2 separate regions of the Homo sapiens genome follow, and region 2 is linked to region 1. Evidence: read pairs that join two places in POLR2A ChIA-PET (ENCODE). Cell type or tissue: GM12878. All regions are shown on one strand. Each heading gives the region's core, and the rest is flanking DNA. Links, peaks and the distances in the headings are about the cores only.

Evidence for each region. ChIA-PET counts read pairs that join two places held together with the same protein. Peaks named below come from ENCODE experiments on the same cell type or tissue, not always from the same donor. Only the 100,000 strongest peaks of a DNase experiment are listed, where the experiment ranks them.
Region 2: POLR2A ChIA-PET joins it to region 1 with 5 read pairs; 2 of 35 experiments call an interaction of 5 or more read pairs at or near these places.

The regions. Positions count from the first base shown.
Region 1 is chr17:73,218,489-73,222,886 of GRCh38, forward strand. The region is part of intron 2 of VCF1 (VCP nuclear cofactor family member 1); the gene reads right to left. Among named protein-coding and RNA genes, the nearest start is that of VCF1, 12 kb to the right of the region's middle. In GM12878, for the core only: no CTCF peak of the experiment used is centred there; no DNase peak of the experiment used is centred there.
Region 2 is chr17:72,991,050-72,995,447 of GRCh38, forward strand. All of the region lies in intron 4 of SLC39A11 (solute carrier family 39 member 11), which reads right to left. Among named protein-coding and RNA genes, the nearest start is that of SLC39A11, 99 kb to the right of the region's middle. RefSeq lists enhancers at 1,818-1,907, 2,028-2,077. In GM12878, for the core only: no CTCF peak of the experiment used is centred there; DNase peaks (open chromatin) are centred at 1,912 and 2,212; H3K27ac peaks cover 1,264 bases.

The sequences.
Region 1 (4,398 bases), core at 219-4,218:
TGTTTCCATTTCAACAGGCCAAAAAATAAGGCCCAGCAGTAGAAAAAGATGTGTATGTGTATATCTTCAGTACTTAATAACAGATTTTAACATTCTGTTTCAATAAGAAACTGCTGCCGGGCGCGGTGGCTCACGCCTGTAATCCGAGCACTTTGGGAGGCTGAGGTGGGCAGATCACCTGGGCTCGGGAGTTCGAGACCACCCTGACCAACATGGAGAAACCCCGTCTCTACTAAAAATACAAAAAATGGCCAGGCGCAGTGGCTCACGCCTGTAATCCCACCACTTTGGGAGGCCGAGGCGGGCGGATCACGAGGTCAGGAGATAGAGACCATCCTGGCTAACACGGTGAAACCCCGTCTCTACTAAAAATACAAAAAAATTAGCCAGGCGTGGTGGCGTGCGCCTGTAGTCCCAGCTACTTGGGAGGCTGAGGCAGGAGAATGGCATGAACCTGGGAGGCGGAGCTTGCAGTGAGCCGAGGTCATGCCACTGCACTATGGCCTGGATGGCAGAGCGAGACTCCGTCTCAAAAAAAAAAAATACAAAAAATTAGCCAGGTGTGGTTGTGCATTGCCTGTAATCCCAGCTACTCGGAAGGCTGAGGCAGGCGAATCGCTTGAACCCGGGAGGCAGAGGTTGCAGTGAGCCAAGATTGTGCCATAGCACTCCAGCCTGGGCAACAAGAGAAAAACTCCGTCTCAAAAAAAAAAAAAAAAAAAAAACGACGAAACTGCTTGGGGTAGCTTAGTATGCTGTGAATTGAGGTATTTACAAACATATCAAGGACTTAAACTGTAAGCAAAGTAAATGTATTCTATAAATTAGACTAACAGCACTGTTCCTCCCTTTTGAATGGATCTTTTAAGAAATTAATCTCGGCTGGGCGCGGTGGCTCATGCCTGTAATCCCAGTCCTCTGGAGGCCGAGGTGGGTGGATCACGAGGTCAGGAGATTGAGACCATCCTGGCGAACACTGTGGAACCCCGTCTCTACTAAAAATACAAAAAAATTAGCCGGGTGTGGTGGCAGGCGCCTGTAGTTCCAGCTACTCGGGAGGCTGAGGCAGGAGAATGGTGTGAACCTGGGGGGCAGAGCTTGCAGTGAGCGGAGATCACACCACTGCACTCCAGCCTGGGCAACAGAGCGAGACTCTGTCTCCAAAAAAAAAGAAAAAAGAAAAAAAAATGAAATTAATCTCAGGCCAGGCATGGTGGCTCATGCCTATAATCCTAGCACTTTGGAAGGCCGAGGCAGGTGGATCACGTGAGTCCAGGAGTTCGAGATCAGCCTGGGCAACATGGTGAAAACCTGTCTCTACAAAAAGAATATAAAAATAAGCTGGGCATGGCAGTGCGCGCCTGTAGTCCCAGTTACTCAGGAGGCTGAGGTGGGAGGATCACCTGAGCCTGGGGAGGTCAAGGCTGCAGTAAGCCATGATCATACCACCACACTCTAGCCTGGGAGACAGAGTGAGACCCTGTCTCCAAAAAAAGAAAAAAAAAAAAAACAAAACTTAATTTCAGAGTTAATTTGCTACAGGGTTCTAAACACACAATCCTAACAGTTTCACTGAAAAGAGTCGGCCAAATCAGTCTGTCTCTTAGAATGTATTAATACTACAACTCTAAGACGGATTAAAGATGAGAATGGGCAAGAATGAAGAGCTTAAAATAACATTTAAAAAAATTATTCTAAATACTCCTATTGTCATATGAATTCACATTATTTTTTAAAAAATCACCCAACACTCAGCTAATTCTTATCAGTTAAAACAAATGAATTTATAGACTCCTAACTTTATGATAAATGGATCCCCTGGTTCTATTCTTTTTTAATTTCTCACACTTCCGCATTCCCACTAAGAATTCCCTTAGGATTTTAATATTAACATCAAAAATTTTGCCTTCTAGTAGAGACAAAGGGGCTGAAGCTGTCCTAGGTAAGCCACTTCTTTTTTTTGTTTTTTATTTTGAGATGGAGACTCGCTCTGTCACCCAGGCTGGAGTGCGGTGGTGCGATCTCATCTCACTGCAACCTCCGCCTCCTAGGTTCATGTGATTCTCCTGCCTAGGCCTCCTGAGTAACTGGGACTCCAGGCATGCACCACCACGCCCAGCCAATTTTTGTATTGTTAGTAGAGACGGGGTTTCACCATGTTGACCAAACTGGTGTCAAACTCCTGACCTCAGGTGATCCACCTGCCTCTGTCTCCCAAAGTGCTGGGATTATAGACATGGCCCGGCAGCCACTTCTGTTTTATCTCCACATTTTTTCACTCTCTATCTGATATTACTTCACACTGGTCTAAAAAATCAAAATGGTCTTGTTAAGCTAAGTTAAAGGTATTAAAAAAAATTGAGGTCTTTGTACTTTTAAAAGGTATTGCTTTTTTTTTAATTTAGATTTTTTTTTTTTTTTTTTTTTTGAGATGGAGTCTCGCTCTGTCGCCCAGTCTGGAGTGCAGTGGTGCAATCTCAGCTCACTGCAACCTCCGCCTCCCGGGTCCAAGCAGTTCTCCTGCCTCAGCCTCCTGAGTAGCTGGGATTACAGGTACGCGCCACCACGCCCGGTTAATTTTTGTATTTTTAGTAGAGACGGGGTTTCACCATGTTGGTCAGGCTGGTCTCGAACTCCTGACCTCGTGATCTGCCCGCCTTGGCCTCCCAAAGTGCTGGGATTGCAGGCATGAGCCACCGGGCCCCAGCCAAATTTAGATTTTAATTTCTTCCCTCCTAAGGATGAGAAGATACTGCTTTTATTTACTCAAGTAGAAGCACTTTTTACAAGGCATATACCTAGGTAACAGAAGCTAGATTTACACAGAAACTTCTAGTGTAATTTGTAGATAAAGATATTAAAACTGAAAGTAAAGAACATTACTCCTTCTACATGTAAATAATAGAATTCAACCTAAAAAGACTAGACCCTAAAAAAAAAATTTAAGTTAAATCTAAGTAGTTTTTACCCATCCAAATAGTTGCCCAAGATCAGGATTTGATAGAAAAAAATTGATAAAATCATTTCACTTCTTGCTCAGTGAAGAGAAAACTGAGCCTGAGATAGATGTTAACTAATGTGATTCATCTAGAATGGCTTTACACGAAACAAAAAATTAGGCTGGGCATGGTGGCTCACACCTGTAATCCTAATACTTTGGAAGGCCAAGGTGGAAGGATTGCTTGAGCCCAGGAGTTCAAGATCAGCCTGGACAACATGAGGAGACCCCCATCTCCACAAAAAAAATTTTAAAACTAGCCAGGTGGGCCGGGCGCGGTGGCTCACGCCTGTAATCCCAGCACTTTGGGAGGCCGAGGCGGGCGGATCATGAGATCAAGAGATCGAGACCATTCTGGCCAACATGGTGAAACCCCGTCTCTACTAAAAGTACAAAAATTAGCTGGGCGTGGTGGCGGTCCCCTGTAGTCCCAGCTACTCGGGAGGCTGAGGCAGGAGAATTGCTTGAACCCTCCCCAGAGGCGGAGGCTGCAGTGAGCTGAGATGCGCCACTGCATTCCAGCCTGGGGAAAGAGCGAGACTCTGTCTCAAAAAAAAAAAAAAAAAAAAAACTAGCCAGGTGTAGTGGCGCACACCTGTAGTTTGGGAGGCTGAGCAGGGAGGAGTGCTTAAGCCCATGAGTTCACAGCTGCAGTAAGCCATGACAGCACCACGGCACTCCTGCCTAGGCAACTGAGCAAGACCCTGTCTCAAAAAAAAAAAAAAAATTAAATTAGTAAATACTTCAACTTAAAAAAATAGTATTCTAAGGCTCATAAGTCATTAAGTCCAAGTTACTGGAGTTAAAATTCAAAGTCTTCAATTCAAGCACTAATCAGAGATTTGGAAAAAAAAAACACAAGACCACATTTTTGTTTTTTTTCTTGCTAGAAATCTAAAATTGCTTTATAGCTAAGATCATATCATGCCATGTACTTGGAAAAAACAGCTTCTAGATAAAAAGAGAAGGAAAATTGTTCTTCTCTGTTCCTGACTCAAAACAAAACTAGGGCTGGGCGCGGTGGCTCACGCCTATAATCCCAGCACTTTGGAAGGCCAAGGCGGATGGATCACCTAAGGTCAGGAGTTTGAGACCAGCCTGGCCAACATCGTGAAACCCATTTCTACTAAAAATACAAAAATTTGCTGGGCGAGCTGGCGGGTGCCTGTAATCCCAGCTACTCAGGAGGCTGAGGCAGGAGAATCACTTGAACCTGGGAGGTGGAGGTTGCAGTGAGCTGAGATCATGCCACTGCACTCCAGCCTAGGTGACAGAGCGAAACTCTGTCTCAAAAAAAAAAAAAAAGAAAAAAAAAGAGAAGACTAGGCTCTAGCTGCTCCTGGATATATTTAGCAAAGTCTCGCAGAACCTCTGTTCTATCTTCTGGGAGAGCACACACC
Region 2 (4,398 bases), core at 90-4,089, 230 kb before region 1:
GTCCACGTACCAACGATCTAGATTTAATAAAGGTTAACCTGTTACCATATTTGATTCAGATTTTTTAAGTAAACTATTACAGAAAGAATTGCAGCTCTTCTCTCTCCGCACCAATTAGAGGTACTCAATATCTGAAAAATTCCATGGGTATGCTTTATAACGCTATTTTTACACTTTTAATACCATGCTAATATATTTTTATATGTCTACAAAAAATTCACACTATTATTTTATACAATTTCAAACTTTAGTTAAATAGTATTTTACTGTATGTAGCATTCGGCAACTTTTGTTATTTTTATTTATTTTTTAATTTTTTTTTTTTTGAGATGGAGCCTTGCTCTGTCACCCAGACTGGGGTGCAGTGGCGTGATCTCGGCTCACCACAACCTCCACCTCCCGGGTTGAAGCAATTCTCCTGCCTCAGCCTCTCAAATAGCTGGGATTACAGGCCCACGCCACCACACCCGGCTAATTTTTGTATTTTTATTAGAGATGGGGGTTTCACCATGTTGGCCAGGCTGGTCTTGAACTCCTGATCTCAGATAATCCCCCCGCCTTGGCCTCCCAAAGTGCTGGGATTACAGGTGTGAGCCACTGGGCCCGGCCATGCAACTTACTTTTTTAAATGGCTACTTAGCCATGCTATCTTAATGAATTTACCACAATTTAATTATTCATTCTTCTACTGACTGATAATGTATTCATTTCCAATTTTTCACCATTACAAGAAATGCTGCAATGAACATTCTCATGCAGGGTTCCCTGTGTACATTCGCAAGAATGCCTGAAGAACATGTATCTAAAACTGAAACTGCTTTGTCATGGGATATGTTATATCTTCAGTTTTACCAGATATTAACAAATTACTCACCAAGATGGTTGTATCAATTTGCACTCCCATCAACAGTGCATGAGAGTTCCTATTTATCAAAAATCTCTTTTGTCAATACTGAATATTGTCAAACCTTTTCTCATTTTTTTTGGTCAAATACAAAAGGTGAGAATTTAAATCGCAGAGGCCAGGAGTGGCGGCTCACACCTGTAATCCCAGCACTTTGGGAGGCTGAGGCAGATGGATCACCTGAGTTCAGGAGTTCCAGACCAGCCTGGCCAACATAGTGAAACCCCATCTCTACTAAAAATACTAAAATTACTCGAGCTTGGTGGCAGGCACTTGTAATCTCAGCTTTACTTGGGAGACTGAGGCAGGAGAATTGCTTGAACCCAGGAGGTGGAGGTGGCAGTGAGCCGAGATCACGCCATTGCACTCCAGCCAGGGTGACAAGAGTGAAACTTCATCTCAAAAAACGAACAAAAAAAGAAAAACAAAATAATTTAAATTGCATTCCCTTTATTACCAGTGAAACTGGGCATCTTTTCATGTGTTTATTGGTTCTTTAGGGCTCCTTCCTCATAAATTCCTAATCAAATAGTTTGTTCAATTTTTTTACTGTGCACGGTTTGCCCCTTTTCATTGATTTGTGGAAGACCTTTATATATTCTGGACACCAATATTTCATCAGTTGTGTGTATTGCAAATATCTTCTCACAAGCCTTGGCTTGAATTTAACTCTATAACGTCTTTTGTCACAGAGAAGTTTGTTTTTCTTAATGTTATAAATTGCTTTATCACTAGTTGGCTACTCATTAAAATCACCTGGAGAGCTTTTAAAAAATACTAATGCTAAAAAATAAGTTACAGCGTTAGAAAGCAGATCAGTGGTTACCTGGGTTCAGATTGGCACATGGGGGATGTATTAGTCTGTTCTCATGCTGCTAATAAAGACACACCCGAGACTGGGTAATTTATAAAGAAAAAAGAGGTTTAATGGACTCACAGTTCCACATGGCTGGGGAGGCCTCACAGTCATGGCAGAAAGCGAAAGGCACATCTTACATGCTGGCAGACAAGAGAGAGCTTGCACAGGGAAACTCCCCCTTATAAAACCATCAGATCTTGTGAGACTTATTCACTATCATGAGAACAGCACAGGAAACACCCGCCCCCATGATTCAATTACCTCCCACTAGGTCCCTCCCAGGACATGTGGGAATTGTGGGAGCCACAATTCAAGATGAGATTTGGGTGGGGGACACAGCCAAACCATATCGGGGGTGCTGACTCAGAAGGGGCAGCAGGCACCAGGGAATTTCCTACAAGGGTAGGAAAAAATCTTAAATTTGATTATTGTAAAGATTACACAGGTGTACACATTTGTCAAAACACACTAAACTAGAAAGTTAAAATGGGAGCGTTTTATGTAAATTATACCTCAATACAGTTGATTTGAAAAAACAGATGCCTGGGCTCTACCACGTACAATTTTAGTTAGAATCTGTAGGAGTTGAAACCCACAATCTGTATTTGTTTTAAGTGTCCACAGATGATTAAAATGTGCAGCCAGGGCTGAGAACCACTGTCCTAAATATTGTTGAAGCATTGCTAACTTCGCCTGGGAGCATTTTTGCAAAGGGTATATGGTAGATTACAATTTTGGAGGCGATTCCACTGGATCAACATTTATTGACTAATCAATCCTTTTCCCACTGAATTATAATGGCAACTCTGCCATGTTCCATACACCAAGTTTCTATATATTCATGAGACTTGCCAGTCTTCCCCGTTGATTCTGTACAGCTATGGCACAATGTCACACTGTTGTAATTACCAAAATGTTCTGCTGTTTGCAAGGTCAAAATCCTTTCTCTTCCTCCTCCCTCTCTTACTCTCCTTCCAAAATTTAAGATTTTTTCCTACCCTTGAAATTCCCTGGTGCCTACTGCCCCTTCCGAGTCAGCACCCCCAATATGGTTTGGCTGTGTCCCCCACCCAAATCTCATCTTGAATTGTAGCTCCCACAATTCCCACATGTCCTGGGAGGGACCTAGTGGGAGGTAATTGAATCATGGGGGCGGGTGTTTCCCGTGCTATTCTCATGATAGCACCTATTCTTGGTCCTGTATTTTTCCATATGAACTACATATTTAGCCTCACGAGTTTCACCCAAGTTTCACCCGTTACAGTCATGAACTGCCACGCCTGGCCTGGTTTCTACTTTTCTTCATAAAAATCCTGCAGTATTTCATTTGCTTCATATACAGTAGCCAAAACCCACAAGCAATTCAATGTCCACCAACAATAGGATGAATAAATAAATATATTCATATGGTGGAGCATTGTATAACAGTCAAAAGGAATTAACAAGAGCTATAGACAATGATGTGGATAAATTTTATTCCTATATTTAATGAAAGAAGCAAAATACACAACTAATATATATAGAATGTTTTCATTTATATACAATTGAAATACTAAATCATGTTGTTTAGGGATGTACATATAAGGGTTGAAACTATAAAAAAGAGGTAATTATAAAAGTCAGAATAGTGGTGACTTAGCAGCAAGTAGCAACAGGGATTGATCAAGAGGGGAATACATGGGGAGTTAGGGGGACTTTTGTTTCTTGGCATGGTGGCGGTTACAAAGATATTTGCTTTAGAATTATTCATTACGTTTGTTGTATAAAGTTTTTTACGTGTATCATATTTCATAATAAAGTGAAAAAGCGCTTTTAATTAGAAATCTGAGCTCTGGTACTCCACAAACAGGATCCAGCCTACTTTAAGTAGAAGGTTCTCTCTAGATAGGAGCTGAGGATATGGCCTGACCCGCTTGATCTCTGTGCATCATTTAACTCTAAATCATCTCTTTAGAAAGAACAAACACTCCATGAGACTTTCAAATCAAATGCCCTATACGGACTGGGTTCTTGATGCTTTTAGCTTCTCCATGCTTTGAATATATTATATGTTGGAGGTGAAGGAGGGGGTTATTTGGGCTAATTGAACATATTACCCGACAAAGCATGGTGCTAGTTTCCACCTGGATACAGAGGTGAGTTAGGTAAGACCCTGCCCTAAAAAGCTTGCAGTAGCCAGTTAGGCAGCCAACAGCCATTCCCACTAGCATCTATGTCTCTTCTTCAACCTGGACAGAGAGTTAGATTATATATGATACAGCCCTGCCTTCCTGTCTTGACCTCATCTCTCAACACTTTCAAGCTCTCCATGGCAGGTTGAATGACTGGCCCCAGTTCTTTAGCCCTCCCTGCAACCATGCCCTTGTCATGGCCTTATCATGAGCACAGTGTGTTTCCCCACCCCTTGACCTTGGGCTTGGCCATGTGATTTGCCTTTCATCCAAATAGATGTGCAAGTGACTATGAATTGGCCAAGAGATTGTGAGCAGGTGTACTAAGCACTACATCAGGCCTGACCCATAAGAAATGAACTCATCATTTTCCCCAATGCCATAACCAGCTCCAAGGAGAGGGATCAAATCCACCTAACTCCCTGTGATGGTTAATTTCACATGTCAACTTGACTGGACTAAGG